Linked DNA regions of Mus musculus: region 1 is linked to region 2. A link is a loop called in an ENCODE intact Hi-C map of the cell type or tissue named here. Cell type or tissue: gastrocnemius. All regions are shown on one strand. Each heading gives the region's core, and the rest is flanking DNA. Links, peaks and the distances in the headings are about the cores only.

Region 1 (15,924 bases), core at 5,049-7,548, 180 kb after region 2:
TCATAGAGTGAGTGCACACAGAGCTCCTCCCCTTTACAAATCCCAGACCTCTTTCAAGTGTACAAAGCAACATCTTAGAGAAAGGAGAGGAGTGTGTGTGTGTGTGTGTGTGTGTGTGTGCGTGGTCACTTTTTCCGGGGCGGCTATTTCTTTACTCACCTTTGTCTCAGGCATTATTAGACAGTTTTACTATTTTGATATTAATCATATTTGTGCTTAAGAAATCTTTGGTGGAGCTGGAGAGAGGGCTCAGCAATCAGGAATGCATACTGCTCCTATAGAGGACCTGAGTTTGACAGGCAGCACCCATATCAGGTGGCTCAAAGTCACTGTTAACTCTAGCTGTAGGGGATCTGATGCTCTCTTTGGACTCAGAAGGCATCCTGTGCACCTTCTACCTCAAAATATACACATAGTTAAAAATAAAAGTATCTTTTAAAAAGTAAATCTTTGGTGTCTTGAGTTAGGAGACAGTAGAATCAAATAGAAACAGCATCTCGTCTGATTTATGGGATGTGGTGAGCCGTGGCTCTGGCTCTGTGCTCTGAGAGTCCCTCAAAGAACTCTTCTGCACATGTGTACAGTGTATGTGAACATAGGATATCCTTTTAAGAAGTACCACAGGCACAGCATTAGCACGTCAGCATCCTTCAGAGAAGCAGGTCTCCAGAGAAGAGGTATGCTAAGGAATTGTGTTGAGGTTATGAAAGCTGAAATGTTAGCAGTGTACAGTGCATCCCCGGAGCCTGGTGACCCTGGACAGACAGTGATGTCACCAGGCCCAAAGACATTTTGCTGAAGAACTTCCTCCTACATGGGGAGGGCGCTCTTCAGTCTATTTAGATCTGCAGCCAATTTTAGGATAAGATCTAATGATACCAGAGAACCCAGAGTTCCACAGTTTAAATAGTAATGCTTTGTAAAAGCACCCTCCACATTGACACATAAAATTAGCCATTCAAGCCAGATTTATTTTTAATTCTATCTTGTTTGGCTGATCCTTGTGTGTGTGTGTTTTTTCCTTTTTCCCCTTTCCTTCTTCAAGATAATAAGGTTTCTCTGGTTGTTCTGGAACTTGCTGTGTTTACCAGGCTGGCCTTGAACTCACAGAGCTCTACCTGCCTCTCTCCTGAATGCTGGAATTAAAGGTGTGTGACACCACCCAGCTTTTTTTTTTTTTTTTTGGGGGGGGGGTTTCCTGGAACTTACTCTGTAGACCAGGCTGGCCTTGAACTCAGAAATCCGCCTGCCTCTGCCTCCCAAGTGCTAGGATTAAAGGCGTGCGCCACCACAACCCCCCCCCTTTTTTTTTTTTAATATTTTAAAGAAAGACAGGGTTTTGTTCTGTATCCCAAGCTAGCCTAAGACTTCTATTCATCCTGTCCTCTCACGTGTATTACTAGGTAGACTTATACTTCATTTCTAAGGCTCTGTTAGATTGTATTGCCATTTAGTTTGGCCTTGATCACATTCGTAGTCTAAGCAGGACTTCCTCCAGCTGTGCCGTGGTCGGTCAGAACCTGCTTTGAATGATTTACGTTCTGCGGTATGTGTAGAAGGTTCTGGACAATCGCATTCGGTGTTCACTCTCCCTCAATTCTTGCCCTTAAATTCCTGGAAAGTTGGCTAATATGCTGTGACATTGTTGAAATGCTGCTTTATAGGGAAATACTTTTCTGTAAGGTGGCTTTCACTGAACAAGCACGGGCAAGTGTTCTGTTCTGAACAGTAAACACGCAGTTAATGTCCATGGATAAACCCGTGTTGCTGTTTTATATTTAGATGTGAGCCCCAGTGGGCCAGCACAGTCCCACAGTGCTCTGTGCTGACGTGATATTCTCGGCTTGAGTCCTGGTGAGGGGAAAGTTTTCTTTTGAGCAGGAGACAAAGTGAACAGAGTGCCAGAAAGCTAAATATAAATTCTCTGAGAGCCAGTCACACATAAACTAGGTTTTAGCAACAACATATTGTAGACTGAAATAATTTTAAAAGAAAAATTTTATCCTGGTTTATAGTAATTGGTATAAAGTGCAGTTAAGTAATTTTCCATGAAAAACTAAGCCTACTGATCTCCTCTTGCTGCTGGCCCTGTAGGTAAATAGAGCCACTGTTAGAGATAGAGCCCCCTTCTCCCATTATTGTAGTGGTTTAGTCCTGAGTCAGTAGATCCAGTCTCTGGTTTGCATGGCTTTAATTTCAAAGTAAGAAGAGAAAATGAAGGAAGATGCATAGTTTGCACCGAGATGCTGAGCAGTCACCCTTAGAACTGAGTTCTCTTGAGTGTGTGACACCCTTAGAACATTCAACCAGAGCGAGCGAGCAGACTGCAGAGGAGCGGACTGCAGCGCTAACAAGAGTGAGGGCTGAAGCTCATGCCATTCCAGTTCCGCACCTGTCATGGCTTAAGTCTGGGCTTGCCGCAGTATTTTATGTTATTGGCTGGTCTGGCTTGAGGCTGTAGAAGCATTTTATAGCCAGTCACTCTGGGGTGGTAGGAGGAGGCATGAGTGTCCCAGGCTGGGCAACAGACTGTTTCTGAGTGTAACTACAGATGGGGGCCTGGCTCCACTGAACGAGTTGCTGCTCAAGGCTTCCTGGGTAACACCTCGTGTTAAAACCTCCAGGCATGTTTGGCAAGTCATTCCACGCGTGAGCGTGAGGGCTTGGACAGTGGTCCTTGCCTTCACTTAGTTAGTTAGCATGGTGGCTTCACTGTGGTGTTTTCATCTGTGCACGCCAGTAGATTTGGCTCACACTTGTCCCTCCTTCTGCCTCTGCCCACCTCCCTGTCCACCCCCCAGCAATTCATAAACATCCCTTTCTGAGTCTGGCTTAGGGAAATGGTATTTTAAGCAAGTGAAGGATTGGCGTATTGCTTGCCTGCCATCCTGGCCCCAGACCCTGGCAGTCTCTAGGTCTCTCAACACTGAGGAGGAAACTGCAGTTCTTTTCACAGGTGCCTCAATTGTTCCCGGTAAGGAAAGGGAAGGGGAAGTGGAGAACACAGCAGCTCTGGGTGCTGGCCACGAGGAAGGCCACGTGAACGTCAGAGCGACAGCGCTTCCTCTTGTGCCTTATCATCCTTGCCTGGTCCCTGCCCTCCCCCTTAGCTCAGTTCCATGTCGTGAGCGGGAGGGAGAGCTGTTGGGTTGCTGAGGACTGTGCCAACTGCACATCACATCAAGTCCTTTTTAAAGCCACTTCCCTTGCAAACTTGTCTGAAAAGGGACTTTTGTAGAACAATGGGCTATCAATTTAGACTTCAGGGTCTGATTCATGTCTTTCTTTTAGTATAAAATCTCCATTATGTGGATCTGTTGCTGTCTCTTTTATTTCTGGGTAGATTTTTAGCATTGTTTTCTATAAGAAAATTAATAAAATAAATCATGAAGTAGGAATGATAAGTCCAAACTCCTGGGCTCGATTCTTGCCTGTGCTTGTTGCCAGTAGGCTCTGTCCCCTGCCTGGGAAGTGCATGCAGTAGTCTTTACTTGGAGAATATGGGAGGCTGAGTCAGTGCTGAGAATGTTGTTAGTCCCAGTGATGCTCAGAGGTGCAGTTCATTAGAATCCCAGCAGCACGGTGTGCCTCCTTGCCCTGCTCCATCGCCTGTCAAAGTACTGAGGGGTACAGGCTTTGCTGGGTCTTTTCTCTACCATAAGCATCACTTTGCAGGTAGGATAATTCCTTTAGCAGAATAGTCAGCTGATCTACAAGAAGCAAACCTTTGTAGTTTGTAGTTGGTGCCTGTCAAAATCATGCTGTCTGTAAGTTTAGGTCACATTTCTGGTCTGCTCTGCACACTCCTGACTGGCTGCTCATATGTGACATCTTACACTCTTTAACTGGTGGATTTTCATGTGACATTCCTTATCCTGACTACTGTTGCTTTCCCAGGGAAAGCACAAATTTGCCTTATGGGTATAAGATCCAGAAGGGTGGGGTGCTGGTAATTCTTGGAGCTAGCTTCTTAACCAGCGGATATGAACACTTGGAAATGACCTGAGGAACTCTGACCCTTCGTTTGCTTTGATGAGATATGCGGATGTCAACTTTTCTCTGCTTGCTCTCATTGTGCTACAAATAACCTGTGGTGGTGCATTGTAGGATGTCCTTGTGTGGGGACCATTTTAGCCTTTGGGAAGTAAGTAGCCAGATCACAGATAAGGGGTTTCCAGGTGTTTATTATCTCCTCCTAACTCTTGCTTTCGAGACAAGGTCTCACTTAGTAGCCCTAAATGGCCCTGAACTTACTATGTATCATAGTCTGGCCTCAAACTGAGTCACAGGCTTGCGCCACCACTCCTAGCCCCTCGCTTCTTTCTTTTTATTTATTATTTTAAAAATATTTTATTTTTGAAAACTCCATGCATTTATATAATGTTTTGATTGCGTCTCCACCTCCTCCCAATACCCCATCCCCTCCTACACTCTCCTTTGCAGCTTCTTGTCTTCCCTGTTGTTGTTGTTGTTGTTAATAACTAGTTACATTAGTGCTCTTCATATGCACATGAGTGACTGTGTGGACATCCAGTGTAATATGAGCAACCGATCAGCATCTGCATAGAAAGTTTGACTCTTTTTCGCTTAGAAGACTTCAGTTGCCATTACTTCCTCTGAAAGAAGTGGGGCCTTCCTTAGGCCCTCGCTCAGCCACATAGGCATTTGTTGACTGGCTTGATCTTGTGCTGGTTACCGGCACAATAGCAACCACGAACGCCGTGAGTCGATGAATGCAACAGCTACGGCACGTCCAGAAGTGAGCATTTCACATCTCTCCTCTCCATCCCGTTTGTTGTGTTCTTTCCGTCTTGTTTTGCAAAGTTCCCTGAGCTCTGGCTGGTGGGAAGTTGCAATGGATGATGCTTGCATAGCTGAGCACGGTTCATTCATTATACCTCGGAGCAGTTATGAGTCTGGGCTAACTGTGCACTTGGAAAGGAAGCTTCCCTGTCCAAGGTGGAGAGAAGCGCAGGTCTGTGCACAAAACCATCAATCTTCAGAAAGCAGTTTGACAGCAAAGCAACAGCTAGAGGATCCCCAAGCCAGAAGCTTTTGACCAACTTCCTAGTACCAGACATGAAATACTTCCCGTGGATTAGGGTTGCTCGCTAACAGTCACACCACTATTGCACCAGTGGCCATGCATTGCCAGCAGGTCAATATTGTAGCATGCAGTGTCCAGCACTGGGTCAGGCCATTGATGTCTTCTCTCTTTAGCAGCCTACACAGCACCTTCTGGCAACAGTGTAAGCTAGTTTCCTGGTCAGTTTGAGTTGATTTCTCGATATCCTGCATCTAAAGCCAATAGTATCTTTATCAATTTGGACTTACGTCAGGTTAGTGGACAACCAAGAGCAGTGGCAGTGGCCTGTCCTGGTTTTAGAGCCTCTGAGGCCTTTATGACCAACAACTCACAGGGACGTCTGCGTTAGATTGCAGTGGCAAGTGTGGGGGCGTGTTTTCTTGATTAATGATTGATGTGGGAGGGCCCAGCCTATTGTGGGTGGTGCCAGGTGGTCCTGAGGAAGCAGGCTGAGGAAGCCATGAGGAAGAAGCCGGTAAATATCATTCTTCCATGGCTTCTGCTTCTGGTCCTGCCTGAGGTTCCTGCCTTGACTTCCCTCAGTGATGGAGTGTGAAGAGTTGTAAGATAATATCAATCCTTTCTTCCCAAGTTGCTTTTAGTCATGGTGCATTATCAGCAATAGAAACCCAACCTAAGACACTAAGTGCCATTTAAAAATAAAATATAGGCTAGAGAGATAATTTGGTCAATAGGACGCTTGCCTTGAAAGCATTGAAGACCTTAGTTAGGTCTCTAGAGTTGTGTCAGATGGCAGGTATGGTGGCACACATCAGTCATCCAGTGCCGGTAGATCATTGAGGGTCACTGGCCAGACATTCAATCCTAATCCGGGATTCCAGACCGTGAGAGACCCTGTCTCAAACAACATGCCTGTGAAGCCTACCCAGGGTAGCTGTAGCAGAGAGGCTACACCGGGGCCCATTAGGATACACACAACAGTCACTCTGTTCAAAGCTTGCTGGGTCTTAGTTAGTGCTGTTCTTTGCTGCCATGAGTATTAATAATGGGTGTTTTTTTTTACTTTCAAAGCTCTTCCCTTAAGTTCTTCTAGAATATGAGAAACAAAGGAAATATCAACTATTGTTTACCCTGTGTTTTGTGATGGACATCCACGTTTACATGGAAGGAAAAGTTGTGGCCTCCACCCAGAGTTTCTTGCTGTTATGGGGCTGTCTGATTTTACTTTTTTTTTTTTTTTTTTTCCCTTTAGGCTGCATGATAGAGGCAGTGAATCTCAAATCCAGCAACCGAAACCCAGTGGTACATGAATTTGAAAGTAAGTACAGGAAACATGGAGAGGGATGGGGCCCCCTAGTGGACACTAGGTAGCTCTGCAGCCAACCCAGCACCTGTTCTATTGTGTTTATTGTATTGATATATTTATATATTTGTTTGTTTGAGATAGGATCTCACTGTGTAGCTCTGGCTGACATGGAATTCACTATAGAGACAAGGCTGGCCTGGAACTCACAGAGGTCTGTCTGTCTGTCTCTGCCTTCCAAGTGCTGGGATTAAAAGTGTGCACCACCACACCCTGTCTATTATCATCTAAAAAATATTTATTTGTGACTGTGAGCCTATGTACACAGGAGGATACTGCAGAGGTCAGAAGAGGGCCCCAGGTCTCTAGGAGATGGAGTATAGATAGTTGTGTGCTGGAAATTGAACTGCTAGCTGCAAGAGCAGTCAGTGCTCTTAGCCACTGAGCCGGCCCTCCAGCCCCTACTTCCCTGTATGGACTAGCCAAGAATGTTCAGGATGGCTGTTGTGTTGGGTAGACTAGCAACACACTCTGCAGGTTACATTGGCTGTCATCTGTTTCCTGCCTATCCTTGTATCTATACAACAAAGAAAGCTCATATAATAGATGCAGGTGTCTAAGGGAAGGTGTGCTCTCTGTAGTGAAATCCTTACTAATGTTTTCATTGGTTTTTCTGGCAGAAACTCATCTTGGAAAGTTTAAGCTTATAAGTTTAAGCTTATCTTTCTCTCATTGCTCTCCAGGTGTGGAATTGTCTTGCATCATTACGGACTCACAGACAAGTGACCCTAGGATTGAATGGAAGAAAATCCAAGATGGCCAAACCACATATGTGTATTTTGACAACAAGATTCAAGGTATGAGCCCACTGTCCTCTGCACTATTCCTATTTTGTCTGCAGGTTGTGGAATTTATTTACAGTAACATTTCCCCAGACTGCTAGCCTGTTCCTGTGGCTAGGACTGCTCTGACTTTCTGAGTTTATTGTTGGAGAAAATTTCAATTTTAGTATTGATATTTTGAGCCTGCCTGTACCTCTACAATGCAACTTCAACAAATCCCAGCTCCTTAGTAAGGACTTGGATCTCTGTACATATTGCTTGAGAAATCACAGCAAACCATTTCTTTAGCCATGTTGTTCTGGCCTACGACAGACATACTGTGAGGGGTGCCCAAAGGGATTATCACAGCAGTATCACACAGGATTGAGCTCCACTGTGTCCAGGGTCAGGCCTGGGGCCTCCCTACTCTGACCTGAAGCAGGACAGTATCTGGGGGCAGTAGTAACATAAGCTACCATAGGATGGCGAGGAGGACGAGGAGGGGACTGAGAGCCAGGCGTCAGGACGTAGGCTGCAGAGTGCTCAGGCAGTCTACAAGATAGCAAGCGCTGCATGGTGAGAGATGTAATGGCAGGAAAGAATGCTACATATGGACACATATGTGAGAGCTCAGCTTCTGAGAAGAGCTGTCACCAGAACCTGGCTGAGAGGGCGATGAGGAAGACGGGAAGTGCACGGGGTGTCTGGACAGCAGACACTACCCATCAGAGGTGCTAGGAGAAGCAACAGAGACTGGAGGTGATCACAGCTCCGAGCAGGGCCAGATCACATTGCCTTTGCAGAGTCTGGTGGGAGGGGTTGCTCACAATGGCTGAGCTGAGGTAGCGCCACTGGAAATGCAAGGGGAGAATTGCAAGGAGGACCAGCTGTGCTGAGGGATGGCAGGCGGAGTCGGATGTTACTTTCCATCTGGCAGCAAGGGAAGGCGAAAGAGGAGGTCCTGTGCAGGTACGTTCAGTTTTAGTGAAGTCGTGGGTATTGTGATCTGAGTTCTACAGGTTCCAGGAGTTGTTGCTCTTAAAAATAGTTTGTTGGCTTCAGCTGTAGCTCGGTGGTACAGTGCTTACCTAGCTAGCATTCATGAAACTCTGAATTCAGTTCCTAGGATTGAGGGGGTAAAACAAGGTCAAACCCCAACAACTTGCAAGGGCTGTATGTGTAGCTCAGTGGTAGCACCCTCTAGAGCTCCCAGCTGCAGGGAATCTGACACCCCCTGGCCTTCACAGGCCATGAACGCATGCGTGTGCTGTGTAGATAAAACGCTCCATACCAAGACTATAAATAAGGAAGTCTTTTAAAAAAGACTCACTTATTAAAACTATAAAAACCTAATGATTTTTTGGAGGGGAGGCTGAGGCTAGAGGGATGATGGAGTTAAGAGTGTCCTCTTGCAGAGGACTGAGCTCAGTTCCTCGTACCCACTCTAGCAGCCTGTAACTCCAGCTCCTCCATAGGCTGCAGGAGCTGGGCTCACACCCGCACTCAACTCATATAATAACAAACAGTAAAAATACATCTTTAAGAAAACTCTCATTTCCCTAGTGCTGGGGGTGGGTTTGGATGGGGTGGGCAGAGTGATAGACCACTGATCTGGTACGTATGAGGCCCTGAATTATCACTCACATCACTAACAATTACAACTTTCTCTTTGTAGACATCAGAGGTATTACTCTTAGCCATAGGAATGGTTACCATAAAGGACATGAACCAGAGAAGCAGGAGGGTGGAGGCGGGACTGGTACTGTGCCCAAGACATCTCCTGTTACTCCTCTTGTTACCCCTGTCACACTTGTTACTCCTGTCCCTCTTGAAGTGTAAAAGTTGGCTTTTATACTCACATAGAAATGGACCACCCTGTCAATCACAGAACGTTCCCGTAGCCCATGCCATGCAGAGTCAGGGCCCTCCCCTCCCCTCTTAGCAGCCCTTACCTACACACCTCTTAGGCTTTGCGTTTTCGGGAGACGTCATGTAAGGCTTCTTTCACTTAGCACAGGGCTTAGTTGTTCCCTTCTGTGGCGGGGTCCCTGGTCACTGTGTGGGCGCCATGCTGCTTTGAGCACGCATCAGGTGATGTTCAGATGCTGAGTTTACACTGGCTGTCATCAGTATTCTGCACTCATCTCTGTGTGAAGACCAAGTACACAACTACTGGGCCACATGGTGGCTACATGGTGAGTTTTTGAGACGGCTTTCCAAAGGAGCGTCACCATATATATATATTTATATATATATATATTTTTTTTTAAATTTTGTGTCTTTTGCCTGCATATGTCTGTGCACTGTATCTGCATGCTGAGTGTGCAGAGGTCAGAAGAGGGCATTGGCTCCCATGGAATTGGAGTTATGTATGGTTGTGAACCCACATAGGTTGCTGGGAACCAAACCTGGATCCTCTAAAAGCAGTAATTGACTTAATCACTGAGCAAGCCATGTGCCCAGCCCTGGCTTCTCCATTTACACTCACGCTTCGGTGCTTCCACCATAGTCACACACACACTTGTGATCATTTGACCTTTATTTTAATAGTCTTAGAGGGTATAAGGTATCCAAGTGGAGTTTCATCTCTCCATGTGCAAAGTGGGCAGTGTCTTGGGAGAAACCTGATCAACTGTTAGGTGCATTTCCACTGAGTTGTAGAGTCATACATTGCAGAGGCAAGTCCTTTTTCTGACGTGGCTTGCAGAGTCGTCCGTACCCCTGGTACAGACGGTGTAGATTGCTTTCTCGGCTGCTTACTTCCTTTAAAGCAGAGCCGCTGTTGACTTGATGGAATGTAGTATAACCCCCAGTTTTTGTGCTTGTGTCTTTGTTGTCGTATCTAAGGAACCATCACCGAAGCCACGGTCATGAAGATTATGCCTTCTGAGATGGCTCAGTGGATAGGGCACTGGCTGCTCTTGCAGAGGACCTGGGTTTGATTCCACAGACATCAGGCATATATCTGCTGTACAGACATACATGCAGGCAAAACACTCATCCATATAAAGGAAACAAATCTAAAAACTTTTGCTAATATTGCCCAGGCTGGCCTCCAGTTAACTGTGTTGCCTAGGCTAACCTCAAACTCCATTCCTATAAACTTATAGTGTTGCAAATAAATGCCCAGCTCTTGTTCAACTCTAGTGGGTATTTGTTGACTAGGGAGGCAGCCAGGGGTCAGCTTTCTTCTTTTTCATGTGGATAGCCACAACATCCTTTGTAGACTTTGTTTTGTAAATATTTATTTGGTTTTCCTTTCTTAACTTTTCCTTGAATTAATTTTCTCCTCCTGGGAATAATAAGGAGAAATAAGGTTCCTGGCTTTATCTTAACTACCAGATACTAGTTCTGATGCTCAGGTTGCACATGGGAAGAAGTCAGTGGCCTGGTCCCCATGAAGATCACGTCTTTCATACAGGGAGGGACAGGACAAACAGCACTGTACTGCAGTCTTCTTGCTCTGCCATCAAGTCCAGCCCCACAGTCTTCCAGTGTCTAGGATCTTGTGTCTTCTTTTTTATAGGAGACCTGGCAGGTCGCACAGATGTGTTTGGAAAAACTTCCCTGAGGATCTGGAATGTGACACGATCGGATTCAGCCATCTATCGCTGTGAGGTCGTTGCTCTAAATGACCGAAAAGAAGTTGATGAGATTACCATTGAGTTAATTGTGCAAGGTAGGCCCCATTAATGTGTAGCATCTCTACTGGCCAGCCCTATGAGTCAGCCCTTAGCTCTAGAATAAGAGACTAGCTCATATTTCGATTCATTCCTCCAGGGCTGTGTTCCTGGGGCTATCTGCAGTTTGGAAGGGGGGCCACTGAGGCTGTCTAGAGTTGGGCTGGGATGATGAGAACACGCATCTGCTGTGTTCCTTACCGGCCTCAGGGATCTGCCTTTGCAGCCTCCTTTTCAGCTTACTCCTGAAGGTGGAAGAACTGGAGACTGTGAGATTGGACACACGGGCTGGAATGAACTCAGAGTGAGCAGGGTGCAGGCAGTGGATGGGCTGTGGCCTTCGGAGCTGCTTTATTACGCTAGGTTTTGGTATGATGGGCTTGTGCTGAGATTTTAAACACCAACCCGTATTTTGCCTGCAGTGAAGCCAGTGACCCCTGTCTGCAGAATTCCAGCCGCTGTACCTGTAGGCAAGACGGCAACACTGCAGTGCCAAGAGAGCGAGGGCTATCCCCGGCCTCACTACAGCTGGTACCGCAATGATGTGCCACTGCCTACAGATTCCAGAGCCAATCCCAGGTTCCAGAATTCCTCTTTCCATGTGAACTCGGAGACAGGCACTCTGGTAAGAGCCCTTCCAAGGTGAGGAAGCAGATGCGTTTGTTGGAACCTAGGATGCCTGGAAGGAGAGCCAGGGAGGCTCCTTTTCAAGGCAGAGGCAAAATCTAGAACATCAGAAACACTACAGGAAAGGTGGCTTCGGCTTTCATATAAACAAGTGTTAAGGGTAAAACAAAATGGAAACCTGTACATCTGCATGAGAACAGGGGGCAGGTAAACAAGTGGGTTCATGTTATTAGAATCCTAGTTTGAATAATCAACGGAACATATGCACCACGTGAAGGAAATGTGCTTACTGGGCAGGTGTTTGATATTAAGCCATTATCAACAGAATTGTGATTATAGTTCTTAAGTCCTTATCATAAAGAGATATGGATTAAATATGTCTTGAATTTGCTTCAGAATAACTCCTGGTGCCTGGTGGTGGTTGGCATCACGTGCCTTTAGTCCCAGCACTCAGGAGGCAGGCGGATTTCTGTGAGTTTGAGGCCATCTTGGTCTACAGAGTGAGTTTCAGGTCAGCCAAGGCTATACAGAGAAACTCTGTCTCAAAACAACAACAACAAAAAACAATTAAAAAAAAAAGAAAAAGAAAAAAGGCTAACCCACTGGGAGGTAGGAGGTCACATGGGAGCGAGAAGAAAATGCAACAGCATGGCTTGGCCATCTGCAAAGGACATGCTGGCTTTGAGGCACTCAGCAGGGAGGGTGGCGTCCTGGTTTGTGAAATACCCAACTTCAGGGAGTGATTGGGTGAATCGTGACTCATTCTAGGGTATTGGTATTTGTCTAAGGAGAGCTGCTAGGATCCCTTGAACTTCAGAGGGACAGTGAAGTGGGCTGCTTGCAGCCTAGCTTTGCCCAGCTTTGCTCTCTCTGCATCCCGAAGGGAGTTCCTTGTGAAGCTCTGATGCAGGAGGGAAATGGTGAGGACAGTAGAGCTGCTGGTGAGCGGACTGCTTTGTGGCTTCAGTGGGGCGTCTGTGTGGTGTCACCCTTGATGTCTGTCACTCAGTTTGTCCTGTTGAGTGAAGTAACACTTTGTCATTTCTAAAACAGGTTTTCAATGCTGTCCACAAGGACGACTCTGGGCAGTACTACTGCATTGCTTCCAATGACGCAGGTGCAGCCAGGTGTGAGGGGCAGGACATGGAAGTCTGTGAGTCACTTGAAAAGATTACACTGAAGACAAGAGTGAATAGAACATTTAAGTTGAATGTTAGTTCTGCAGCTGACAGGGGACTCATCAGATCCTCGGGGAGCCTGTTGGGAGTATAAAAGAGCATGAGGTCTAAATGAGAAGATCCGCAAAGCAGCTTCCTGGGGGCTTGGGTATCGGGAACATGTTGGCATAGAACTTGCACCAGGTGTAACACATTTTTTTGGTAAATGATTGAAGCATCAAAAACATTCGCGTAGGGAGCCCTGACGGGAATCTAGCAGCTATTTTTGCAGGGAACTCAAAGCCTCATTCTTTTCTCCTGTGATGTCATCAGGTAGTGGGCTCTTGGGGAGGTGTTGGGAGGAAGTGGATAGGGTGAGCTAAGCCACTGGGTTCCTTCCTTCATTCTCAGTTGTGGTCACTCCAGAGCAGTGTTTCCCTAGCCTGTTGGAGGACTGTTGCCTACATCATGCAGGGGCCACTGGAACTTGCCACAGTGTCTGTGTCCATGTCGCATTCTAATGCATGTCAGCAGTCCAGTTTGGAGAATTACTGTAGGGTAATTCACTGCTGTAGGAAGGTGTGCAGAGAGGGAGAAAACCATTAGAGCCTCTGCCTGGAAGAGTGCAGGGGGTTATATGAGGGCCAAGGACAGGCAGCAGCTGAAGTAGAAGGTCAAGTTTGCATTTAACGGTATTTATGGTTAAGATTTGAAGCTTTCTTTTGCTCAAGTCATCTCCAGCAAGGCTGGCTGTATAAATTAGGAAGGTTACTTTACTTAGGGCTCCTGGCTCTTGATGCTATATAGAAATATAGCCATTTCTCCATAAATAATATTTACAAGACTTTAAAGCCTTTTATACACTGGTAAGCATCTCTCAGTGGCTTTGAGTGTAACTGCTTTTGTTCTATGATATCAGGGGCTATGGTAGCTTGTATTTTCTTACCCAGAGAGATGTTAATGGGTCAGTTTCCTCTTCTGGCTAGAGTGGGCAGGAGTAGACAGAGGGGTAAATGGGTCAGCAGAGGGGTTGGAAAGGTAAGCTAACGGGGCCAAGGTCCTTTGATGGACCACACCATCTCTGTCTACGAACTTTTTCTACAGATGATTTGAACATTGCTGGGATTATTGGGGGAGTCCTTGTTGTCCTTATTGTTCTTGCTGTGATTACGATGGGCATCTGCTGTGCGTACAGACGAGGCTGCTTCATCAGCAGTAAACAAGATGGAGAAAGGTACGCCTGTCTCGTCTGAGGTTCAGACTTGTATTAGCAGTGTAGCTGCACTACTGAGCTGTCCTCTTGTGTTCACAGCTATAAGAGCCCAGGGAAGCATGACGGTGTTAACTACATCCGGACGAGTGAGGAGGTAAGAGCAGAAACCCTAGTGCTCTGTATCTACCAGGAAAACTACTACTGCTTGGAAACTCTGTGGCTCTCAGGGTTTGGGGATTAAGTGTACTCCCTGACCTTCTTGGCCCTCATGGTAACTCCTTCCTCACCAGCTCATGAGTGCTAATAGAGGTTACTGCTGCAGAGCAAGGATGTAATTCATCTCTCAGTTTTGCTCCTGGTTTCATTTTTAGGGGACAAGATTAGCTTACATGTGATTTGACCAATGTATGTCAACCACCACCCAACAAAGCCCCCTGAACTGATTCTTTTTGCTGCCTTTGCAGGGTGACTTCAGACACAAATCGTCCTTTGTTATCTGACACCTGTCGGCTGGGAGAGCACATGCAAGTACCTCTGTTGGAAGCTGGTCACAGGGCTGCTGTGAGCCCAGAGCTCCTGACAAAGCCACCCGGGCAGAAGCTTTTTGTTTTGGCCAAAGTTGATGACTCCTTCCTTCCTTCCTTCCTCTTTAACAAGCCACAAGAATAAAAGGAAGCCTCCTGAAGATGGATGTAGACACAGACTGTTGCTAGCCTGACCTCATTATGGGGATTAGGGTGATCTTCAAGGCCTTTCTGGTCTCCGTTCTCCCATGCAGGGCAATTTGGACTGTTTTTGCCCCAGGCTGTTTAGCTGCCAGGACAACACTGGCAGAGAGAGGCTGAGGCGCTGGGCTGCAGTAGCAGCAGGCAACAGCCTGATGCCTGTGACAGTGCCCCAGGAAGGTTTTCAGGCAGTGCCTTGCTCCCTGGACCCTGACCCACCGTGTTGCCTCTGTTGATTGGCCAGTACTGTCATTTCCATCCTGGAGAATGTGTTTGGAATCAGCATTTTATAAAAAACCCAAATCAGAAAGGTGAAATTGCTTGCTGGGAAGAGGGCTCTGACCCAGGAAACTCTCCTTCCCAAGAGATGCCAGGAGATAGGAGAACCTGTCTGTCTTAAGTCTGAAATGGTACTGAAGTCTCCTTTTCTATTGGTCTTGCTTATTTTATAAAAATTTAACATTCTAAATTTTGCTAGAGATGTATTTTGATTACTGAAAATTTCTATATAAACTGTAAATATATTGCCATACAGTGTTTCAAAACGTATTTTTTTATAATGAGTTCAACTTAAGGTAGAAGGCTTGGGCTGCTAGTGTTTAATTGGAAAATACCAGTAGTAAAGTCTTTTAAGGAGTTTTCTTAAGGAGGCTGGCTGAATATTCCTTTGTTCAAAAGAAGTTTTAGCATTTTTCATAAGAAAACTTACTCTGTCTGACCACTGTTGCTTAGGAAACCATTAAAGAATTCCAATCTAGTCATGTTTGTATTTTTTTTTTTTTAAAGCAAGAAACTTTGGGAACTCTTGGACTAGTTTTGAATGGCCTCATCCTGTAGATTTCCTCTTCCTAGAAAGGCCCTGTGCAGTCCTAGTTGGATGGTCTCAGGGACCCCTCATGGTACTAACTTGTGTGGGATGGAATGTCCACTTAAACCTGCACCGCCCTCATCTCAGCTCTGCACCTGATTAAAATGGTCACTGGTGGTATCCTGGGCTGGTCTCCGGCAGGAGGCTGAAGAAGACTGGTGGTCAGTGGTTCCTGTCTTTGAGTGTCTGTGACAGAACCCTAGTCTGTTTTGGGTAGCTTATAAGACAAAGCCAGTGAGCTTGCTTGTAAAAATCATTTTAAATATTTGTTTAGTTGATAATGTATCCAAGACCAAAGGCAATTTTGAAACTGAACATGTTTAAAAAGAAGATCCTTTGTTGTGATGAAAAGAGTCCCAGCACTGCAGGCCGTCTCCTCCATGACAAGCCTCTGTGTCCAGCACAGCTCTTTGAAGAAAAGTACAGCCAGAGGACAAAGCCCGAGGGTGAGCAGAGTGCTGTCTGACCAAAAGCAGTTTCTCC
Region 2 (15,924 bases), core at 5,983-8,482:
CAGGTGTGACCTACCTATCCAGCTGAAAAGGAAACCATGTAGATCCTTGCCTCTCCGTGAAATAATCTCTGCTCCACACTCTGAGATGAGCTTGTGGAATGGAGGTAGCATTGCAGCCATTTTGGGAATGGTACAATTTGCTGTGAAAACAGTTTTCAAAATAAAAGCAGAAAAAAAAAAATGAACTCTAGAAAAAAAAAGAACTCTTGGAAAAATTATATTATGGAAATTGTCTCATGCAATTATGGAAGCTGAGAAGTCTAACAATATGCTGTCTAAAAGCTGAAGAACCAGAGAGGCTGGTGGCGTGATTCAGCATGACTCTAAAAGCAGGTGTGAGTTATGGACTCTGAAGCCCAGGGAGCCTCAGATTCCTCTGCTGAAGGGCAGGAGGGAATCCAGCTCGAGAAAAAGGCAACTCACCCTTGTTCTTCGGTCTTGCTCTTAGCAGGTTATGCAATGCCCATTCGCAGTGGTGCAGGCAAACACTCAGCCTACAGCCCCAGTCCTAATTCCTTTGGGAAATACCCTCCCAGACACTTTACCTGCTCTCTAAGTCCCCTTTAGACCAACAGTTCTCAACCTGTGGGCCATGACCACTTTGGGGGTTGCATATCAGATAGCCTACATATCAGACATCTACATTTCGATTCATAACAGTAGCTACATTAATTGTGAAGTTGCAATGAAATAATTTTATGGTTGGGGGCCACCACAGCATGAGGAACTATTGTGAAGGGGTGCAGTGTTCAGAAGGTTGAGAACCACTGCTTTTGTCCACTAGAGCTGATGCCTAAAATTAACCATCACAAAGGAGTTTGGCATACAATATCTGGGTCTAAGAATGTTCTCATTTTAATTCAAACTGCTACAATGTTTCTTAGTCCCAGGGACTTACCCTTGACACTTGCAAAATCCTAGCCAGTTTGAGAAGACAATGGTGCTTCCTTGTTTTTTCGAAATACAACAGAGAGAATGTTTTAGAAGACTTGGTACCAAAGCCTGGTGGAGCATGCCTGTAATTCTAGCATTTGGGAGGCAAAGACAGGTAGATTTCTGTCGGTAGGAAGCCGACCAGGGCTATATAGTGACACCTTGTCTGTCTCGGGAAGAAAAGAAAAGGGGTGGGGGGAGTCAAGGAGTGGGAGGGAAGAAGAAGAGAGGAGGGAAAGGAAGTGAGAGAAGAGAAGGGAGAGGGAGAGGAGGGGAGGGAGGGAGGAGGAGGAACTCAACATAAAATAAATTGGTCTTCTAATATCTAATCTTAAGGTATTTGGTGCAGGTGGTTGAAGAAAAGTTCTGCAAGCTTCTCAAACCCTCAGCTTATAAGGCATGCCCATTTCACTAAAATGCAAACAGAACAACACTACATGTGCCTTTTTTGGCTTCCTTCTCTTCCACTATCCACTTGTCTCTTGCACTGTAGCTTCTGGTCAGTTCCTTCTACGGACCAGAGTTGTCATTCTACCGGTCCATCTTTGCCTCTTCAAATACAAGGTTTTGTCTTCTTGACAACTTTTCTCTATATTTCTCTATATTCTCAAGCTTGATTATGACTCAAGTCTCCCTGGATACCCAGAGTTGTGCTCCTCAACTGCACTCAGCCCTCAAGGTCACAGAGTAGTTAGGTGGTCTACGTAAAACTTGCCTGTCCTGACCATCAAGCGACTACTCTGAGTTGTGCCAAGCAGATGAGCCCAAAGCCCAAGAGGAGGGTCTGCCAGAAGCCCATCCATTTCATTGCTGCTTCACTGTTCTACCTTGGACAGAGTTGGTGAGTGTTGCACACATCACAGTTGCATAGAACACTGTCACACACCTCACATGTGCACAACAGGTATAACCAGGTGTACAAATAGTTCTTGTATGGTGAACCTAAAGTCACAGTTCTTAAACATGTGTTTGTAGCAGTGTAGTAAAAAGCAATTCCTGGAACTTTAGATTAGCCAGGTCCATTTCTTGCCTGTCCAAAAGAGAAAAGGGAGAGAGAGAGAGAGAGAGAGAGAGAGAGAGAGAGAGAGAGAGAGAGAGAGAGAAAGAAGAAGAAGAAGAAGGAGGAGGAGGAAGAGGAGGAGGAGGAGGAGGAGGAGGAGAAGGAGGAGGAGGAGGTGAAGGAGGAGGAGGAGGTGAAGGAGGAGGAGGAGGAGGAGGAGGAGGAGGGGAGGAGAGGGGAGGGAAGGGAAGGGGAGGAAGAAATCAGAAATCAGGCATCTATAACTTGGGTTTCTAGCATCCTCAACCATTATAATGCTTCTCTTCTTCTTTCTCAGTGTTACAAGCCAGCTTCAAACACCCTCAAGGAAGACACATGCCATATTTTTCTGGCTTCATTCAGGAACACAAAAAGGAGGCTTGCTGCTCTGCATGATGTTTGTTCCACAGAACTCAGGATCTGGGTGATAGCCTTCTCTGTGAACTGTCCCCCGAAATATGTCACCATCACACCTCAATAATTTCTTATTTTGCCAAAGGCTACAGTATGGGAAGTATGTTCAAGAATTCTTGGCCCCCAGGGATGAGTCTGTACACCTAGGTGTTCTGTGCCTGCTCAAGGCTAAAGGATTCTGTGGTAAGTTGCTGGCACAGGTGGGCTATTTCTACACCATAATATGTAGAAGTCTAAAAGACAGCTAAAAATATGGCGTCTACTGGAATGCTCACGCTGTGGCTATAACATGTTGTGGGTTTGGATTACCCCCTTTCATTTAAGTCATCATTCTTCCAACCATAGGAGGGACAGTAGAAGGAGAGGACATGAGCATCGTTACAGGCAGTTCCTCCTCCATAGCATCCCCAGTAACCCAATCCCATTCTCCTGTGATACTATACAGGAAGCAAACAGGATCTGGAGTTTTCCCCCTAAAGGATTACAAGAAGAGGGATTCAAACATAACAAACAAGTTTCCCCAGTAGTGCATTGGGTCATGGACTTGCATGCATTTGGTACCATGAAACCAACAAAAAGTTTCTAGATGCCCAGGATTAGAAAAGCAAACAAAGTCATCAGGTCATGGTTAGTGCCAGCAATAGAGAGAACAAGGACTTGGGCTAAGGACGCATGAGCAGAAATATCTTCCCAGTGGCCAAGTAGACCCTGAACACTAATCTCCAATCAGCACTGTGCTAGACAATAAGGAGGACACAGCAATGGCAAACCATTTGGCATTCAGACACTAGAGTCTGACCATGTGAACAATTCTTACGTGTATCTCTCAACGCAACACCACAAGAAAGATAGTGGACTGGTCCATTTTGGTTCCTATAACAGAATATTCAAATGTGGGTAATGGTTTTGCTTTATATTATTCATTATCATTATTGGGTAGAGCGCATAGTGCGGTGTGTGTGAGTATGAGCACACAGGCCACCACATATGTGTAAAGAATAGTGGACAATCTTCAAGAATCAATTCTCTCCCACCACCATGGAGTCTGGCACTTGAACTCGGGTCATCAGCTTGTTGGCAAGCACTTTTACCCCCCCCCCCCCCCGGTTCAAGCTCACCTGCTATGAGAGGTTTGGGGGCCAGAGACATGGTTCTGTAGTTAACAGCTCTTATTGCTCTTCTAGAGACCAAACTGGAGCACCTATGTCAGATGGCTCACAGACACCTGTAACTCCAGCTCCAGAGAATCTGACACTCTTCAAATTGTCTTCTGGCACAGGCATACACATGGCTTGCACACACACATCCACATAAATAAACATAATAATAATACATTTGTTTAAAAATGAGGTTTGTTTAGCTCCGATTTAGAGATATAAATCTAAAATCCCAGTGCCTTTTTTTGGTGAAGATCTAGATAGTGTCATAGTAGAAGTGAAAGGTCACATTGCAAGACATGAGGCCAGGGAGCAAGTCAAAGTTTGGGATCCCTGTCACAATTCCCTACCATGAGAGCCCAGGGTCCTACAAGAATTACCTTTGTCCTTTCCAAGGTCAGCTCATGCAGTAATCTGGCTCCTCTCACGTGTGTGTTACCTTAAAGGTTCCGCCAGCTCTCAACACTGCCCAGTAGTAGCCAGGCTTCAACACATGATCCTTTCAAAAACAAGCCACATCCACACAACAGTGCTCAAGTTCAAACAGCCATAGAGCTCCAAGAACATGGCAGTACAGGTGGCTGAGGTCTGAGCTCAGTCTTCAGTAAAGAGAGAAAGAGGAAGAAAAGTCTACCAGGGAGTGAGCTGTGGGGTCTATGGCCTGCAGAGGGCAAGAGCTTATATGGTGAGCATCCTTACTGTCCACCTCAGAGTGGACAGTCAGTAAGTGTTCATGGCAAGTGAATCTGTAGAGATAATAACACATTGACCTGTCTAGCCAGTTATAACACAAAGAAGCCTCCATGTAAAGAATAGAGCATGTGTTGAGGCAATGATGAACCTGGCCAGCTGGGGAGGGTGAGATCAAAGAATAGGCAAATGAGAAGAATATGGACAAGTAGAGGTTAATAGAGATGACAAATAAGATCTGGTCCTCTGCAGGGACACAGAAGACAGCGTCACTTTTGGTTCCAATGAAACCAAAGGCACAGAGGCTGGGAGTCAAAGAGGCCCCTGCAATGGTGTGAGGAGGAGTCTGTGATTCTGCTGTGGACCCACAGATGGATGAGCTGGGGGTTGGGGGGAGGGGGAGAAAAGGCCCTGAAGCCACAGCTGGAGAGTTTGCAGGGGTCTATTTTTGGCACCCATTCGACCCCAGACCTCTCATTCCCGGACCCCTCCACGCTTAGCTCTCAACTCCACACAAAAGGGCCTTGTGTGGGAGTGCCAGTAGATGCAATGCATCTTTATATCATTGCCTCCCCTCCCCAGAGCCTTGGCATGAGCAGAGCTCTACCAGGTGCTGGAGACAGGAAGGGAGGGGCTGGGCACCAGACAGGAGTCAGAGGGCAGAGGGAAGCAGCAGCCCCTCTTCCCCCTGCTCCCCCCACCCCGTGCCTTTTTGCCAACCCTTCCCTCAGTGTCCTCCTGCCTGCTCCTTCTCTCTCTCTCTCTCTCTCTCTCTCTCTCTCTCTCTCTCTCTCTCTCTCTCTCTCTCTCCTGTTGTGCTTCCCCTCTTTTCAGTCCCTTCCTTCTCTCCCGCTCTGTCCTTCCCTTACTGGGCTGCAGAGTCAGTGAAACCTAGAGACAGAGCCCGATTTAATCTTGGCAAACATCCAGGACAAAACATACCACAGCAACAAGTTTCCATGGTGCTTGGACACAAGGCAAATGAGGTCTAGGGAGAGATTGCTGGCCTCAGATTTGTCTACCCTGAGTCTCATCCCTGCCTCACCCATCAAGTATATATCCTTAAATAAGACTTTTAGCCTCCCAAAGTCACGCTGAGAATTCTGTCAGTGACCAATCATTCAGTCACCATCAAATTGGAACTTGCAATGCCCAGTCAGCAGCTTGCACACCAAGAAAACACGGAGCACCTGTGGTGTACCATGCCTCCACGTGGTCCCTCTCCTCACACAACTTGCAGTTAATAGCAATAGGGCTTCTCAGAAACACAGTGCAAATTCAGCCATTAACAGAAAGCCAGTCCAATTTCAGAGTTCAAGGACTGCTATGTTCCCAAGGTCTATCAGATTCTTTGGAAAGGGGACATAGCGTGGGCTCCAGTGCTCCATGGAATGTAACTGTTGCAGCTCCTGTTGAAAGTCAGAGGATAGTGCTAAATCCCAAAGCTTGCCTACAGGCAATATCTATTCTGGGTAATTAGGAATAAGGGACAACAGGAGAGTGCAGACTCATCGCATAGGAGACAGTTTGCTGGACCCATGAAAGCCTAGCTATAGACACACTGGTGTGTATGAGGCATATTCCTGGGACTGGGGTGAAGGGAAAAATAAATAGTGGTGCAGTATATTTGGAAAAAGGAAAGAATTTTATCCAGAGCCCTGATTCCTGAGGGATCAGAAGGTAGATGCCTGTATATACAGAGGGAGGGAGGGAGGGAGGGAGGGAGGGTGGGTGGAAGGGAGGGAGGGAGGGAGGGAGGGAGGAGAGAGAGAGAGATTGAGAGAGAGAGAGAGAGAGAGAGAGAGAGAGAGAGAGAGAGAGATGAAGACAGAGACAGACAGAGAAACTCTATCCCTTTCTAGGAAATCAAGTTATAAAAGGGAAAGCCTGTAGACTTGTGTGGGCACAGCTGCCTAGTAGGAGATTGAGGGGAGGCCATTTGAGGCTCTGAAAAGAGAGTTTCATGGGAAACCTAGCACAATGAGCTCATAGAAGGAGGAATGTGAAGTTAAAAGGACAGAGGGGCAGGCTGCCACGAGCACTGCTTGCCTGGCAACTTCCCAAGGTTAATCGAGGGGCATCAAGCAGACTCTGAGACATTCCAACACTAGGGAAGCGGGTTGCACCGTTACCGTGGGGAGAAGGGGCCTCTCTCTGCCCGAGGCTGCTGTCACTTCTGGAGGCTTTTTGTAGAACGAGTTCTACAAAACCCATGGTGGGTTTTGTGGTGGGGCATCTCATCCATCGTCCAAGCAGACAATCCGTTACTGACAGACAGGCAAGACATCAGGGCCTAGTTCAACTGTCCTTGGACCCAGAGATGACAGCAGTTAGGAAACCTCTGTACATAGTTGAAACCCCCACTACATAAGAGATGGACATTTTTAAAAGAGCACGAAGGGAAGAGGGAGAGAAGAGGAATCAATGATAAAGGCAGGGAAACAAGAAGTCTAGACTGCAGGAGAAAATGGTGGCACTCTAGGGGCTTGTGTTCTAGCATGAAAGGTTTGGCATAAACAGAAATGCCAAGCTCTTATTATATGATATTAATACAACCCAAACCCATGTCTCCACATCAACATACAAAGCAACAGCCACACAAACACTAGTGCAGAGGACATACATAGGTAAGTGTGACAGAGCAAATGCATTGGTGCACCATGTATTGGTGCAGGACATTCTGCACATAGATTGGTACCCAGAATCCCTCCAATCACCGCATGTGCATAACTACAAAGCCCACCCACTCTGCTCTGTGGGCAGGTGTGACACTCCTTCTGGAAGCATAAGCTTAACACACACTGAACCACAGCATGTGGGTTGTCTGTGGTCAGCCGCAGCAGAATTCCCAGCATGGGTGTCCCTAGAACACTCTTGCCATTCGTGCCTTTTCCCAAGGATACAGCTTTTTCATGGTCGCATAGTACACAACATCTAGGATGGCCTACCTGTACTTCATCTTAATTATAGTGTAGAGGGTACCCATGTTCCCTAGCTACAGAGTCTAGGGAACAGCCACCAGTAGGTGGCGCCATTAGGAGCCTCTTAGAACCAGGAGTGGGATTAATGAGGACAAATTACATTTCTAGAAGGAAACTTGGTCATGCCCAGAGGGGAAAAACCCTCTTTACTGTGCCAGGGCCAAGCTCCGAAAATGAATTTGCCAGGCATTCAAGACAAGGATGACCACTCCCAGGAGGAAGAGAGAGGACGCAAACTAACAAACAAACCCAAAACCAAACCAGCCCAGAAAAAGGGATCAGGAGAGCCACTTCTGTGTGAGCAGTTGGAACTGGACACATGTGCACACATGTTAACTCTTCATGAACACTTTTGAGTGCTGTGCTATGATGCTAGACAGTCATGTATGTGTCAGTGGGTGTGGGCAACGTAGGTGTGTGAAAGCTTAAGGATGGGGGTGGGGCATGGACACACTTCAGCAGGTGATGCTACATAAGATGAAACCAAGCAAGCTAACACTCTCATGGTCACACCATCAGCACAGCACAGACCACAATTGTTAGCCTCTACCAACATAAACCCCAGCCCACACACTCCAGGAACACACACACACACACACACACACACACACACACACGATCACAACACCCACACAGACAGGTGCCGCACTGCCACATACAGACCTGCTCGCCCACACACTTTCACACATATATACGGCCTCAGAGAGAACCATAGGAATACATAGAATTGCTGTAGAGGCATGCACTGCTCTCCATGTGCACACACAGGTGTGTACTCTCACACATTTGGTGCTGTATCTGTAAATTCCCATGCCCTCACACCCTGGAGAAATTGAGAGAGAAGAGACCCTCCTGTTTTGTGCAGCATCGTAATGAGACATGAGAAAGATGTACAAACAGAAAGACTCCTGGTCTGAGGAAAGAGGGAAAGGGCAGAAAGGGACAGTCTTCTATGTGTCCTGTCTCCTAGTACTTCCAGGTTCCTCAGCACAGTGGCCAGGACCTCTACATCAGAGACAGGAGAGCCCCTGGCATTTCCTCATAAGTAGAGTCTGAATCCCTTACTGCAGATCCAGGGTGTGTACAGTCAGAACCAATCCAGCCCCTTTGATTAGGGAGGCTTCTAAACAAGCCACAAAAGCATATACCTCCCACGGCTGTTGTGAGTCACAAGTACCAGAGTCATGCCTGAGCTCTCCATAGGGGTGGCAACACCTCAGATTTCTATCACCATCCACTCCCGGACCACAAGGGAAACAGTCTGTGCAAAGCACACTGGATAATTTGGTGACACAGCATTTTACATTTCAGGGATGTAAGCCATGAGACCTGGCTTCTCACACGAACGTTGCTAACCTCTGTGATCCAGGAAAATCACCTTCCTCATCTGAGCCTCAGTTTCCCCTTTAAAGACCCAATTAGTCACAGTAATAGCACTTGCTGGAGTTGAGGTTTCCACATGGTAGGCTATTCATAAATACTTCACACACAAAAAAAATGAGTCTTTGAATCCCTATGGTACTAAGAGAAATGACCTATTATTCTCCCTACTTTGCATGAAAGCACCTGTCCGTAATCAGACACGTGGTCAGAGATGAGCCCACACAGCCACTGACAGAATCCGTGTTCTTAAAGATGACACTGCTTTAACTCCTTGATGGCATGCCATGTGCACTGAATGACATCATGGGTATAGAAGTTCTTTGAAGACTGCAAAGCATTCTACAAATGTGAAGATAGGTTGTTATGCATCCCAGCCTGGCTCATGGATGAGTAACTGCATAAATAGTGAGAACCACACAGAATGCAGGAAACCAGATGAAGATGAGGACCATCTGTGACAGGCACATCACACCAAGAAGAGAGAAGTAGGTAGAGGATAGGACAAAGGGGGCTCATGAATCCTGTGCAGCTCCTGCCTCTTTAGTTAACCCATTACCTGCCAAGAGGGCAAACTTTTTTTTTATTAAAAAGAGAATTTTCAAGTCACCTTAAAATCCCCCTCCTAATTATAATCATTACCTCAATGGTCTCCTTTTACCTATGCATGCCCAGTCACCATACTTTCCAACACTATTACTTAGAACACAATGTCCCAGGACAGCTCTCAGAAGGATAGTCAAGAGGCTTCAAAGAACTGGAGGAGGTGTCTCTAATGCTCCGAAGATCAGGGCATGGAGCCCAGGAATAATTTTGCTAATTTCATGAAAGAAATGGAAGCTCTGGACTCTGTTCTTGGTTCCAAAGCTCATTCATTCCAGTGTGACCTACAGGTTCCTGAAGGAGGTTGCCTAATTCTCAGAAGACAACCACATATGCTGTACACAAGGGCAAACTCCATCTCCTTAGATGACACACCTCTCATCATAAGGTGGCTGGGACACAGGACAAGGAGGGTGGATGCTACACTGCCCCCCCCCCACTTCTTATATCCCCTCACAGGCTTTACTCTTCAAAATCCCTGGCAACCTTCCCCTTCCCCAGGCTGCCCCTCCTCTTCCCTCCCCTCCCTGATGATGAATCCATTAGCACAGAGTTCTTTTCTTGCACTTCTCAAGCTGGCAAAGCCATCTCAGGCATTTAGTGGTGATGCCTGTGAATCTGTCAGCATTAGCAGAGCAGTGAAGGCACCAACCATACGACGTGGCGCTTGCTCCTGTTACAGCTCCTCTCACACTGCTCTCCAATAGTCAGGACCCCCTACATCTTAAGGAAGACACAAGACTCAAAGGAATGGAGTCTTAAGGAGCCTCCAGAAAACCAAAGGAGGCCAGAAATAATGGGCAGGAGAACTTTCCATTAACCTTCAGACCAGCCTAGGCTTCAGAATTGTCATGCTGTCCTTCCCTCTTCATTCATAGCTTAGACAGGCTTTTTCTTCTGAGAATCCTTTTCTTCCCCCCACATATAGGATACATACAGAATACATCACCATGTACCCTTCCTTCTTAGCAACCTTTGCCTGCAGCTTGCACTCCTGCTTCATGATCATCTCCCCTTCCACTCCTTGATGCTGTGTCTCCAAACATGGTTTATGAACCACCTACATGAAGATAGCCAGAACATAGGAAAGTACCCCAGTCTCTGAAGAGAAACCCCAGGACATTTGAGTTAGAACTTGGTCAGGGATATTTGGAACTCAAACTCTGCTCTCTGCACACCTCCCTGTGACTCAGATTTATAGCAGCTTGATGCAGAACTGCCATAATACTAGCTAGCAGGACTCATCCTTTTAAAGCCACCCAGATTACTTCCTGTTTCATCATCATTCTTCCAGATAAATGAAGACCCTAGGAAACACAAGCTCTGCAACTTATTTGAGAATCACTGGCATGAGGGTGCCTGTTACAGTTTAGAGTTTAGAGCTGGACTTGAACCCATGGCTGCTAAGAATCTTGCATGCTTGTCCCTTGTGTCCTAGGTATAGATGAAGTGTGGTTCTTGTCTTTTCATCTCCTATTTATGGTGTAAGGTCCAAAGAAGACAGCAAAAGTGAAAACATATCAAAAGGCAGAAGCCGTGAATGAATGACACACATTGAGTCTTAGGTAAGGGGTTCATGAGAGCGAGACATAGAATGTGTGTCAGAAAGCTCTCATTAGCACACTGTAAAGCAGAATGGTAAAAGAGGCAAAAATCTTGGCCTTCAGTCCCCAGCACTCACTCCAAGGGGGAATTCTCTCTGAGCTTTGTTCTGAGCCTAGTAAAGGAAAGGGGCAGGGTGGATGTCATATACTAAGAGAAGGAGCCCTTGGACTTCATGCAACAAGCTTCTTCCCCTACATCCATGCCCCGCCTGTCCAGGGGCCAGCAGCCCCCATCAAAAGTAGTGGCCCCAGTCCTTTGCATCAGCTCCTCTCCCACTAATTACTCTTTACACACTCTGGCGCCAGGCCCTCCAACCAAATTACAATTGATTCTTCACTCCTCCCACATCAATGCCATCGACCTGGAACAGAGAGGACAAATCCAAATTCTGTCTCTGAGAAGCAAACAGCCCAAGGCGAAGCCCAGCAAAGAGGCCTGCCCCAACACTGTGCACGTTTGCACATATACATGGGCACTCACACTTACCCAAGATGTGCACCAACAGATGGATGAATATGTGTAGCAACAGCTCTGGACCTCGATTACAGGCTATCCACATGTAGACAAATATATAGTTCAATATTTACCATGAGCACCCTCATGTCTACCTACATTAGATATCCAGAGAGCACACATACACGGGTGGTTAACTAGAAGAAGAAGCACTTTGGGGCCAGGAAGCATCCACTACCCAAGTGATGGACACATACATCCTAGTCTGCTGTCTGGCTACCCTCCTAGTCTCACACTCAGGAGCTATTTGTTGGGTCATGGGTAGAATGAACCCAGCGTACTGTGCTGACCTCCAAGCAGAAGCTTTCCTGCAAGATGTGGTAGACTCTGGTCTTCCTCTTCTTGGAATGTATCTTGCCTGCTCATCTCTTTGTGCATGTTGGACTTATGCCCAGCCACTTCTGCACCAGGCAGAAACATTGTCAGTTCCAAGATTAAGAGATCCTTGAAAAAGACCTCAAATAGTTGGAGATCAGTAGCCAAGCTTACAGATGCCAACGTGGGTCAACAACCAGCAGCCCACTCCCACCCAGCACAGACATGGAACTCAAGCATTGAGGGACAGCCGAATGTGCTCAGTACTGCCGGGGATGTTGCCTGTAAATTGCTCGTGCCCTGTGGTCAGTTTGTTACTCTTACCACATGCACATGCAGTGCCCTCCTTTGAGTCCATAACCACAGAAATAAGGAATATCATACATTGAAAATCTCTCGGAGATTATTAAGGCCTTCCTTGTCATACACGCTCTCAGTATCTAAATGTCCTTAATGACCTTCTCCAAAATTAATTTCCAAGCCAATCAACATATTCACAGACACCACAGAGAATGGCATTTTTTTCAATTTTTAAAATGTGTGTGTGTTTGTGTGTGTTTGTGTGTGTGTGTGTGTGTGTGTGTGTGTGTGTGTGTGTGTGTGCCTACATGAGTTTATAGAGTCCAGAAGAGGGCATCAAACCCATTGGCACTCTATATATATATAGGAGATTGTGAGCTACCACGTAGATGCTGAGAACTGAACTCCTTCTTCTGCAATTCAGTAAGCCCTCTTAAACACTGGGCCATCTCTCCCAACAGTGGAGACATTGGAGACATTTGTCAAGCAGTTAGTCCTCTGGCTAAGCAGCTTCAGAAAACTCTCAAAACAAAGTTAGCTTCCTTTGCCTGTGGGGTACCAATTGTCACAAAGTAAAGGGAGTCCATTGTAGAGTTCTAAATGGTGGGTCATCTTATTGAAGTTGCTGAAGCTGATTAAAGAAAAGACTTTATTTTTTAACATTACCCTGTTTGTGAGTGCTTGGGCTGAGGGAATGGTGTGCAGGTGAATGCAGCCTTCTGTACCTACAAGGAAGATCTTGAAAAAGTCTGAGATAACTTCCAGTCTGTGAAAGAATTCTCCATTTATGTCTTGTTTCCAATTTTCCCTCTTAATTTGTCTGGATAGCAGTAAGGAAATTCTTGGGTCCCACTAGTCCTCGTGTCTTTGAAGAACATTCTCAATGTTGTATAGGCCCTAGGACAATGGCTCTTAGCCTGTGGGGCAAGACCCTTTGGGGGTCACATATCCGGTATCCTGCATATCAGACATTTGCATTATGATTCATAGCACTAGTAAAATCAGTTATGAAGCAGCAACATTTTATGGTTGAGATTCACCAAAATATGAGGAACTATATCAAAAAGTAACAGCATTAGGAAAGTTGAGAACCACTCTCCTAGGAACACCCCTAAGCCTTGACTCCCACATAAAAAATGAAGATCTCTGACCTTGGGATATCCTTGGGTGTCATTCAATTTGTCTCTGGGGAATCCATTCTCACGCCTCATTCACACAGAACTTTGCAACCCATCCTTGAAAGCTGAGGAGCATCAGATAGCCTAATGGAAGCTCTCACACCCTACCAGTTATAAGTGCTTAGAATGAGAATGAGGTTTCTTGCCATTCATCAGCCCTTTACAAACCAAAGCAATCAAGAGCTCTCATGGAGAAGAGACATGGGGTTCTAACATCCATGTGTCATCGCCGCTACCCTATCATTTGTATAGAAAACCTTGAAAGCATTCCCAAACCACCCCGCAGCCATATTTCTTCTGTGAAGTTGACTCAATTAATTGTATACACAATATCTGAAAGTCAAACAGAAATGGGAAGTGGAGAAATGCCTCCTGCAGCTTGGGCAAGCTGGTTTCCAGGCTTTGAACAGTTTTTTAGGACACTGTTTTCTAAGTATCAAAATAAGCTCATAGAAGCCTCTTGATCTAACTGCCTAACCCTTAAATTCTGTTGCCTTTCTCCCATCTCCACACCTCCAGGAAAGGATCCTCAATAGCCACTGGCAGCTCTGATCCAAATGGGCATCGCCCCAGTGGCATGCGGAGCTACAGCCTCCCCAGTCCTCTGTCGTTTTGGAAGTCAGCCTCACAGTCTCAACCCTTGACCTACTTTTTGTTTCAGTGATGATTGCTAATGTCTGACAATTCTGTGTTAGGCCCTTTTTCGCTAGAGCTACCTAGAGTCTTCTCCTTCCCTGTGAACCTTGACATACAAGGTGCAAACTGAGCTAAGAACAGTTTATGGTGTCAACCCCACTCAACAGATATTTAGTGAGTGCTAAACATTTAACCAGGTGCTGTAGCTATAGTGACAGTATGGAGAAATAATCCCTGTAGCAGGCAATTGGTGTCCTCACACAGTTTGGAGAGGAAGATACACAGAGAGATGAAAAAGAGGGAGACAGACAGAGAATCAGGGAGAAGCACAGTATCAGAATAAACTACAAGCAGTCCCCCACTTACAATAGTTACATTTAATAAATGAGTTATAAAATAATAATAATAGAAGAAGCAGAAGAAGCAGAAGAAGCAGAAGCAGAAGCAGAAGAAAGAAGAAGAAGAAGAAGAAGAAGAAGAAGAAGAAGAAGAAGAAGAAGAAGAAGAAGAAGAAGAAGAAGAAGAAGAAGAAGAAGAAGAAGAAGAAGAAGAAGAGGAAGAAGAAGAGGAAGAAGAAGAGGAAGAAGAAGAGGAAGAAGAAGAGGAAGAAGAAGAGGAAGAAGAAGAAGGATATCATGAATCAAAACTGCATCTAAAACAGCATGGTTGTGCATTGCTACAGTCCTTTGACTCAGGAAGCAGAGAAGGAAGACTCTGAGTTCAAGGCCAACCAGGGCCATATACCAACACTGTCTCCAAAATAAAATGTGTTTAATACACATAGCCTACCAAGTTGCATAGCTAAGCAACATGTTGCAATCTGTAGATTTATATCCTTAAAGTCACTGCTACTCCAAGAATCTCAAAACAGTATCACACTGCGTTCTGCTATCGTGGGAAAAGATCAAAGTTCAAAATACAAAATACCATTGCTACCCACAGTATATGGCTTTGGCATCATCGTAAAATAAAATAAAAATCATATGTTGCAGGAGTTACAGAGACAAAGTTTGGAGCTGTGTCAAAAGGATGGACCATCTAGTGATTGCCATATCCAGGGTTCCATCCCATAATCAGCTTCCAAACGCTGACACCATTGCATATACTAGCAAGATTTTGCTGAAAGGACCCAGATATAGCTGTCTCTTGTGAGACTATGCCAGGGCCTAGCAAACACAGAAGTGGATGCTCACAGTCATCTATTGAATGGACCACAGGGCCCCCAATGGAGGAGCTAGAGAAAGTACCCAAGGAGCTAAAGGGATCTGCAACCCTATAGGTAGAACAACATTATGAACTAACCAGTACCCCGGAGCTCTTGACTCTAGCTGCATATGGATCAGAAGATGGCCTAGTCGGCCATCACTGGAAAGAGAGGCCCATTGGACTTGCAAACTTTATATGCCCCAGCACAGGGGAACGCCAGGGCCAAAAAGTGGAAGTGGGTGGGTAGGGGAGTGGGTGGGAGGGTATGGGGGACTTTTGGGATAGCATTGGAAATGTAAATGAGGAAAATACCTAATAAAAAATATTAAAAAATCATATGTTGCACCCCTGCTGTTGAGGACTGTTTGTATTTGTCTCAGTTCAGTTTTCCCAAAGGCAGAACCCAAAGTAAGGGCTCCTGTGTCAGGAACTCATTGTGGGATATGGGCGTCCCTCAGGAAGCACTTACAGATGTAAGGAAAGGGGGATGGGAGGGGAGGAATCAAGGGAGGATGGAGTTTCATATGATATCTTCATTGTGCTTTTCTCTGGAATTCTGAAGCATGAATGGCCCCACAGACATGTCTGAAACTGGAGAAAGAGCCTTTAGTAATCACAGCAGTCAGTCATGCCTCTGGGTCACTTGGGTGGGTGTAAGTTCTTAGGCATTTCCCTATGGGAAGGCCACAGCTGTGAGCAGTAGCACTGTACTCTCAGAGCCACTGGGGGAGGGGAAGGGAGACCCAGTAAAGAAGCCTTGGTGGGGGGGGGAGGGGAGCCTGACTGCAAGAAGTATAGAATAGCAAATGTGCTACAGGATTGCTGGGGAATGAGAACTGGACAGAATGGGGTCAAGGGAAAGAGCAGGTTCCTAATCCGGCTGCCTTTCTCCTCCATTAGCTGAACCAGAGCTGAGGGTGAGCAGACGCCCATCAATGTGCCACATGGTCAAAACAGAGAATTTGCTATGCATG

Evidence for each region. A loop is a pair of places that touch in the nucleus more often than their neighbours do. Peaks named below come from ENCODE experiments on the same cell type or tissue, not always from the same donor. Only the 100,000 strongest peaks of a DNase experiment are listed, where the experiment ranks them.
Region 1: a loop joins it to region 2, with 4 times the contacts of the local background. A loop is called at or near these places in 8 of 42 quality-filtered maps.

The regions. Positions count from the first base shown.
Region 1 is chr9:27,096,790-27,112,713 of GRCm38, reverse strand. It overlaps Jam3 (junction adhesion molecule 3), which reads left to right. Exons shown (of 9, transcript NM_023277.4): 2 at 6,300-6,365; 3 at 7,094-7,207; 4 at 10,698-10,850; 5 at 11,274-11,476; 6 at 12,532-12,631; 7 at 13,740-13,869; 8 at 13,948-14,002; 9 at 14,313-15,330. The coding sequence ends at 14,348. Among named protein-coding and RNA genes, the nearest start is that of Jam3, 51 kb to the left of the region's middle. In gastrocnemius, for the core only: a CTCF peak has its summit at 6,414 (motif pointing left); a DNase peak (open chromatin) is centred at 6,396; H3K27ac peaks cover 1,220 bases.
Region 2 is chr9:27,278,966-27,294,889 of GRCm38, reverse strand. No RefSeq gene overlaps it. Among named protein-coding and RNA genes, the nearest start is that of Igsf9b, 12 kb to the left of the region's middle. In gastrocnemius, for the core only: a CTCF peak has its summit at 7,241 (motif pointing right); DNase peaks (open chromatin) are centred at 6,282 and 7,263.